Linked DNA regions of Mus musculus: region 2 is linked to region 1. The links are chromatin loops, found by intact Hi-C in ENCODE. Cell type or tissue: left cerebral cortex. All regions are shown on one strand. Region 1 has its middle 47 kb from the start of Ube2e1. Region 2 holds the start of Gm41099.

Region 1 (4,000 bases):
AGCTTCAGGGTGCCAGGTGAGAAACCACGGAGCAAGTGTGCAGGGTAGTCTGGGTCAGTGTTAAGGATGCCTGCTGGCTTTACACACATGCCAAGTGGACACAGTGTGTCCTAATGCCACTGCAACAGGGTGTCCAGCTGAGAAGCCAATGGCTGACATCTAGGTTTAAGCTGAGCTCACTCAGCAGTCTGTCTTCTGAGTGGAGCTGATCTTTCAAGAGCCGAGCAGGCCAAAGGAGTCATTTTCTTGCCAAGCAGTAGTCAGGCCACAATTCATCTCCTTGGAGCAGTCCTAGTTCCAACTCACAAATGTTTCCTTGGGTCTAGCTATGGCATCCAGCATCTGCCATTGTTATGGTTGGTTTTCATGTCAATTTGCTACAAATTAGCACCTCCTAAGTAGGGACCCTCATCTGAAGCATTGTCCCGATTGCCTTGATTGATGGGGAAAGCCCACCCCAATTGCAGGCCCAGACAACATGTCTATGTCAGAGGGAAGTTGTCTCACCTTCACTTGGTCTTCCTTCTTGCTGCTGAGTTGACTTGCCAATTCTTTCACTGGCAGGACCAGTATTTCCAAGCTTTCATTGTGGAACAGAGAGCAGTGGCTCTCTAGGAACTTTCTGGTCTCCCAGTGCCAGATTGTGAATGCTGAGGTCCCCTGACTTGTGTACTGAGTGACCACTGGTTATAGTCCTCTAGTAAGAGACAGCTATTCTGGGTCTACTCTGGCTGTTGAAGGTATGTGTGTGTGTGTGTGTGTGTGTGTGTGTGTGTGTGTATGTGTGTGTATGTGTGTGTATGTGTGTGTGTATGTGTGGTGTGTGTGTATGTGTGTGTGCATATGTGTGAGTGTATGTGTGAGTGTCTGTCTGTGTATGTGTGTTAGTGTTTATATCTCTGGGTGTGTATATGTGTGTCTCTGTATGTGTGTCTGTATATGTCTGTATATGTGTTTGTGAGTGTGTTTGTGCCTGTGTGTGAGTGTATGTGTGTGTCTGTATATGTGTGTGTGAGTATTTGTGTCTCTCATATACATGTATGTACCTCTGTGTGTGTTTGTATATGTATGTATATGTGTATGGGAATGTGTGTTTTCATCTTCTTGGTTCTGTTTATTTTAGCTCAGTGGTTCTCAACTTTTCTAATGCTATGGCCTTTTAATACAGTTCTTTATATCATGGTTACCCCCCACCATAAAGTTTTTTTTATGGCTATTTCATAACTGTAATTTTGCTCTGAGCAGTGTCTCAGTTCCTAAGACCATTGGCAATAATGTGTTTTTTGATGGTTGTGACCCACAGCTTGAGAACCACTCTTCTAGAGACTCCTGACTGAATCAGCTCCTTTCTTCTGAAATTGAGGGTTTTGGGGACAGACAAGATAAATGCCTCACCATCCTCTATGGGGCCATTAGCAACCTGTTTTGCATTTTTAAACAGTAAATTCTAGAACCTCACTGATATTCCAATTCCTGTTACTTGTTTTAAAGCAGATTTCCAATTAATGGCTTGATTGGTACTTCCTGACTTTGGCCTGGGACAGTAAGAGCGATGTGATCTTCATAGAGCTGCTGGGGCTAAGCCGTGTGGAAGCACCTCCAAGGGGAGTTAGTCCTCTGTCTGCCTTTGCTGTTCTTTGCTTTTTGAGACAGGTCACACTCTGCACCCCAGGCTGGCCTCTAACTTGCAGTACTAAGATTAGGGGTGTGACCCCCACAGCTGCTCATCAGTTCAGTCTTCCTCGCCAGGAGGCAGGGAACTGACTTGAGTGGGACTGAGCAATGCCTGTGAGTGCCACTGGGTGCCACTAGTGGAGTGTGCTGGGGTCTAATTATTTTGAGTATTTTTGACTGTAATTTTGACTCTAAGCAGACACACACACGGGGGCGGGGAGGGAGAGACAGAGCGGGGGGCAAGGAGTAGAGAAAGAGTTATTATCGAAGGATAAAAGATAGGCGTACATATGAGGGCACTAAGGGACAGAGGCTCTCACTCACACGTTGGGAAGAGAAGTGTGCACAGCCCTGGCAGGTCTGGTCCGGGGCTCACTCTTGCTTGATTGGTGGTTGTGGACTTCCTGATTTTGGTACCAGCTGACCTCCAGTTAGCTAGCACAAAGCTTTTAAAGAGGAGCCACCTGAGAGAAGAACCAGAATTGTATTACTATTATTCTGGTTTTAGGGTGGGAGGTAAGGTCCTAGATGAGCCTGGACCTCAGTATGTAGCTCAGACAGGCCTTAAACTCAACACACTAAGTCCTGGGATTACAGTGCGAGGAACTGAAGCTTTAAACAGGAAAAAAAATGTAGCTGGGCATTTTATCCTGGAATAAAAAGACACAGAATTTTGAACATAATCTTCTAACAAGATTTAGAATATAAATCAGGTATGGCAGCATGTGCCTTAAATCCCAGTACTCAGAAAGCAGAGGCAGGTGAATTTCTGAGTTCAAGTCTAGTTCCAGGCTAGCTAGTAATATGCGTAGTGAGACATTATTTCAAAAGAACAAAACAGAAAAATAGATAATAATCTTAGCTATAGGTTAATTTGAAGAACAAAGAATGGGAAACATTTTGTCCTGTTTTCTATTAAAGTTGTATCTTATCCATCAGGCACAATGGCATATGCCTACAGATGAGGGCTACTTTAAGGCACTGCAGAAGGAGAATCAGGGGTTCTAAGCCAGTCTGGACATAGCCTTCACTTTGCCTTTGACCTTATTTCTTTCTCACTTTTGACTTTCATTTCATGTATTAAAAAGTCATTCCTCCTCACAAATACTTGAGGGCCTTATCAAAATGGAAAGGCTGTTTCTGGCTTCTGCCTACAAAGTTTGCTTTTGTCATTGTTGCTGTTAGGTTTGTTTTTTATATTTTCTATAGGTGGCCTCTGTCTAAGGTCAGTGAAGGAATGTGGCAGCCACAGCCACAGCTACACAGCAGTAGCACAGATATACTCACCCATAAGAGGCTCGAGCAAGCAGACAAAAAGAAAAGGTTTCATATATATATATATATATATATATATATATATACACACATATATAGTACATATATATGTGTGTGTGTGTGTGTTTGTAGTATATATATATATATATATATATATATATATATATATATATAGACTACAACTGGAAGGTGCAGCCACATTTGGGGTGAATCTTCCTGCTTCAATAAATCTGGTCAAGAAAGTCTTTACAAGTGTGCTTGGTAACTCCTCTTTTAGCTGACACCAAATTCAGTACAAATTGGGAGACTCCTGGACCCTTGTGACTAAAGGTGATGAGAAATGAGGCATTTACATGGGCTCAGGAGTTTTCCCAAAAAGGTTAAGAGTCACTGTATAGTGTAGGATCCTGGCTGACTGTAAGGTGGGAACAGCATATCAATGGACAGAACCCAGCATCGTATCCACAGTATTGCTGCCTCAATCTTGTCAAGGGAAACTGAGTCATACCATGATGGAATGGCATTCTACTCTGTAGTCACCAAAAGCATCAAGGACATTAAAAATCCAGCAACCCCCCCCCCACACACACAAAAAAAAAAAAAAAAAGAAAAGAAAAGAAAAGAAGGAAAGAAAGAAAGAGCAAGCAAGTGAGCAAGCTGTTTCGAGCTGTTTCGGCTGAAGGAGCATGAAGAGAAGACAAATAGGACTCACGCTGCCCAGTTCTGTCACGGTTGAGTGGAGCCTGTGGGCTGTGGTATATGCTAACTTGCTACTGTACTCATACTAACTTTTGAAATGGCCATATTGTACATATTAACCTCCTTTGAAGGAAATGTGTTGTAGAACTTTCAGGCATCGTTTTGGTCTGTAGCTCTCAAATGATTCTGGAACAAAGCACTCTGGGGATGTTCCCTGCAAATTTCCTGTATGAGATTCCTGTTATTTAAATTTCTTTTTTGTATTTTAAAAATTTTAATTATTATTTTACATATTCACTTTACATCCTGCTCATTGTCCCCCTCCTGGTCACCCTTTCCTAGTCACCCCTTC
Region 2 (4,000 bases), 660 kb after region 1:
AAACCTCCCCTTTAATCCCAGCAGCAGGGAGGCAGAGGGAGGAGGATTTCTGAGTTGGAGGCCAGCCTGGTGTACAGAGTGAGTCCCAGGACAGCCAGGCCTGGCTACACTGAGAAACCCTGTCTGTAATTAAAAGGCAGGAGGGATTTCCACGGCCACAGATGGCAGAGAAGAAACCCCAGACCCTGCTGATGGGAGCAGAGGCTCAGAAGCTGAAGCAGAAGCAGGGGACTCGCTGGAGGCCAGGGACCCCCCACGTGTAGCAGACAGACAGACACATGGAGAGAAAGCTCTGCCATTCTGCTGCAGCAGCAGCCACAGGAACTACCCCCCCCCCCCCCCACTGTCTATGGTAGAGAGCAGCCTGAGCAGGGATGGAGGAGCAAACAAAGAAGAGAGAGTGTCTCTCTGTGGCCTCTGCTTCAGTCCTGACTCAGCCTCCCTCCCTCGCCTGACTGTGACCTGGAATCACGTGAGGCTGAGAAACTGTTCTCAGTGTTTGTTTATCGTAGCCACAAAACACAAACAGCAACAGAAAGCAGACACTCAGTGAGGAAGTGAGCCCTTGCTTGGCATGTTTAAAAATCATCTCACTGGGAATTTTGTAGTTCACAGATTCATTCTGCACCCTTGAGGTTTCGCCTGCACGGATGTAAAAGTGCACTGCACACACACAGGTCTCCTAGAGGCCAGAGGAGGGCATCTAACAGCCTGGGGACTGGAGTTACCCACAGTCATGAGCTGCTGCCACGTAGGGCCTGGGGATCAGACCATGGTGCGAGTGGGCAAGTGCTCCTTGCAGTGAGCCGTGACCTCCCCAGTCCTCCTCCTCGCGTCCAGAGCATGCGTGTCCCCCTCAGGACGGGTTCTCATGTGTCTCAGATGTGTTTTTTTTTTTTTAAATATAAGATTTATTCATCTATCTTGCACCTATGTGAGCTCACTATAGCTGCATAGGGTGTGAGCCTGTGTGGGGTCTCTGGGAATTGAGTGACAAGACCTCTGAGCGCTCCAGTCCCGCCCCAGACATTTAGAGTTTTTTTGGTGTGTCAGGGTTTTGCTGTTTTTTTTTTAAGAGTAGTGGTTAGTGCTCTTGGGTATTTTTATTTAAAATGCTAGGGTTTTATTTTTGGGGTTTAAGAGTTTTAGTGTCACCAGGCAGGGGTGGCACATGCCTTTCATCCCAGCAGCACTTGGGACAAGGCAGAGGCAGTGGATCTCTGAGTTCGAGGCCAGCCTGGGCTACAGAGTGAGCTCCCACATGAAAAGCACACAAAACTTTTTTATTTTATATAAAAATCACGGCCGCCTGCCCGTGTCTCTGTAGACGCGGATCTCTCCGCGGGGGTGGGGGGCGGTTTCAGTCTCTGGGGTCCCCGGGTGGCCTGGCGAGTGGATGTTGTCCTTCCCTGGCAGTCGCAGTTCCCCACTTGCGGGAACCACACACACGGCGGGCAGGCGGGCAGGCAGGCGGGTGGGCAACTCACGGCCATCTGTGAGGGGAGGAGAGGGCGCCCTCTGCTGGCCTGTGGGTGTTATAGCGGCGGTAGGGCGTTCCCTGCCTTTTCCCGGGACCCCACAGGTGGACGGGGATGCTGACAGCTGAGATGCGGGAGACCAGAATGGGGTCTCACCTGAGTGAGCATGAGGCGGGGACATGCCCGCGATGGGCAGAGGGGGACGTTTTATTTTATGACTATTTTTATAGATTATAATACGTGACACGGGGAAACTGAGGCAGGGGCGTGACCGCGAGTCACAAATCTGAGGCGGGGACTGAGCGTGCACTGCGTGTGAGGCGGGAGGATGCCCACAGATGGCTGGACACGGTGAGGCACGGGGATGACAGGGGCACGGGGATGCCCGCGAGCTACGGGAGGCTATGAGGCAGAGGGAGGGCGGGAACGGAGAGGGAAAAGCAGAGGGAACACAGGGCTGACAGCAGCAGTGGGTGATGGGCGGGGCCAGCGGCGGCTGCAGGCAGCGGCAGCGGCACCGCCCCCTCAGAGTGATGTAGATCTGGGAGTGAAAACACCATTCTTGCTTCCTTTTGAAGAGGTTGCTCAGAACTGTAGGGCTGCCCTTTGCTCTTCGGAGCCTGATGCCTTCTTGAGTTGCCTGGAATGTGGGCAGTGAGCTGGCACAAGGGCAGCATGCCTCTTGGTGGTCTTTCAGGCTTGCACCAGGTTTGTTTCTGTCCTCATCTTCCATTTGTAAGAACCAAGGCTATACAGCCCAGTCTCCACTTCTGGGATTAAGGCAGCTGCTCTTTGACCTTTGTGTGCAATAGCAAAAATGATACAGGTTACATGTATATCCAGCCCTTGTTTTGAGTATTTGCTGAGCAGTCTGATTCCTTTTGAGAAACAGCCACCTCACAAACCAGCCTGAACACTTGGGCTTTCGTGTTGGCGTCTGTAGAGTTTCTTTCTCTCTCACTCATGTGGGGATGGGGGCTTGGAGTGTATGAAAGTACTCAAATTTGTGACCAACTCAGCTTCCTGCACTGTGGCCTACAGTTGTCCCTGTATAAAACTGTGCCAACGCGTTTGCTGTCACGTGCCTATGGTCGCCTCTACGAAGTAGAACTTCTTTACTGGCTCCGGAGGCCAGTCTACAGCATGTATATCTGGACCTTTGGGGTGAACATGACTGAGGCTGCAGTGGAGGACCTGCACCACTACCGCAACCTCAGTGAGTTCTTCCGGCGTAAGCTGAAGCCTCAGGCACGGCCTGTCTGTGGCTTGCACTGTGTGGTAAGGCCTGGCGCACTGTAGTACATGGTATCTGAGGGAGGCACACTGTAGAGCATGGTGTCTGTGAGGCACACTGTAGAACATGTTATCTGAGGGAGGCACATGTTAGAGCATGGTATCTGAGGTAGATACACTGTAGAGAATGGTATCTGAGGGAGACACATTGTAGAACATGGTATCTGAGGGAGGTACACTGTAGAACATGGTATCTGACTGAGGCACACTGTAGAGCATGGTTTGTGTGAGGCACACTGTAGAACATGTTATCTGAGGGAGACACACTGTAGAGCATGATATCTGAAGGAGGCATACTGTAGACCATGGTATCTGATGGAGGCACACTGTAGAACATGGTATCTTAGGGAGGCACACTGTAGAACATGGTGTCTGAGGGAGGCACACTGTAGAACATTGTATCTGAGGGACACACACTGTAGAACATGTTATCTGATGGAGGAACAATGTAGAACATGGTATCTAATGGAGCACACAGTAGAACAAGTTATATGAGGGAGGCACACTATAGAGCCTGATGTCTGTGGAGTCACACTGTAGAACATGTTATCTCAGGGAATCACACTGTACAGCATGGTATCTGAGGGAGGCACACTTTAAGCAAGGTATATAATTGACTCTAACTGTAGAGCATGAATATCTGAGGGAGTCACATGGTAGAACATGTTATCTGAGGGAGGCACAATGTAGAACATGGTATCTGAGGGAGGCACACTGTAGAACATGGTATATGATTGACACACACAGTACAGTATGGTATATGAGGGAAGCCATTATAGAACATGTTATCTGAGGGAGGCACACAGTAGAACATGATATTTGACAAACGCACACTGTAGAGCATTGTGTCTGTGAGGCACTTTGTAGAACATGTTATTTGAGGGAGACACAGTGTAGAGCATGGTATCTGAGGGAAGCACACTGCAGAACATAGTATTTGAGATAGGCACACTGTAGAGCATGGTATCTGATGGAGGCACACAGTAGAACATATTATATGAGGGAGGCACAGTGTAGAGCATGGTATCCATGGATTCACACTGTAGAGCATGTTATGTGAGGGAGGCACACTGTAGAACATGGTATCTAAGGGATGCAAATGTAGAACATAGTATCTGAGGGAGGCACACTATAGAGGATTTTGTCTAGGTATAGTGGAACATGTCTATAGTCTATGTGTGGTGCTTCATGTCTATAGTCTAGGTGTAGTGGGACAAATCTATAGTCTA

The links. Hi-C counts contacts between places; a loop is a spot of excess contacts. Peaks named below come from ENCODE experiments on the same cell type or tissue, not always from the same donor. Only the 100,000 strongest peaks of a DNase experiment are listed, where the experiment ranks them.
Region 2: a loop joins it to region 1, with 3 times the contacts of the local background. A loop is called at or near these places in 2 of 42 quality-filtered maps.

What each region holds. Positions count from the first base shown.
Region 1 is chr14:18,376,350-18,380,349 of GRCm38, forward strand. No RefSeq gene overlaps it. Among named protein-coding and RNA genes, the nearest start is that of Ube2e1, 47 kb to the left of the region's middle. In left cerebral cortex, a CTCF peak has its summit at 1,796; a DNase peak (open chromatin) is centred at 1,786.
Region 2 is chr14:19,040,661-19,044,660 of GRCm38, forward strand. It overlaps Gm41099, which reads left to right and starts at 1,556. Exons shown (of 3, transcript XM_011244853.1): 1 at 1,556-1,829. The coding sequence starts at 1,807. In left cerebral cortex, a CTCF peak has its summit at 1,536 (motif pointing left); DNase peaks (open chromatin) are centred at 1,519 and 1,960; H3K4me3 peaks cover 1,005 bases.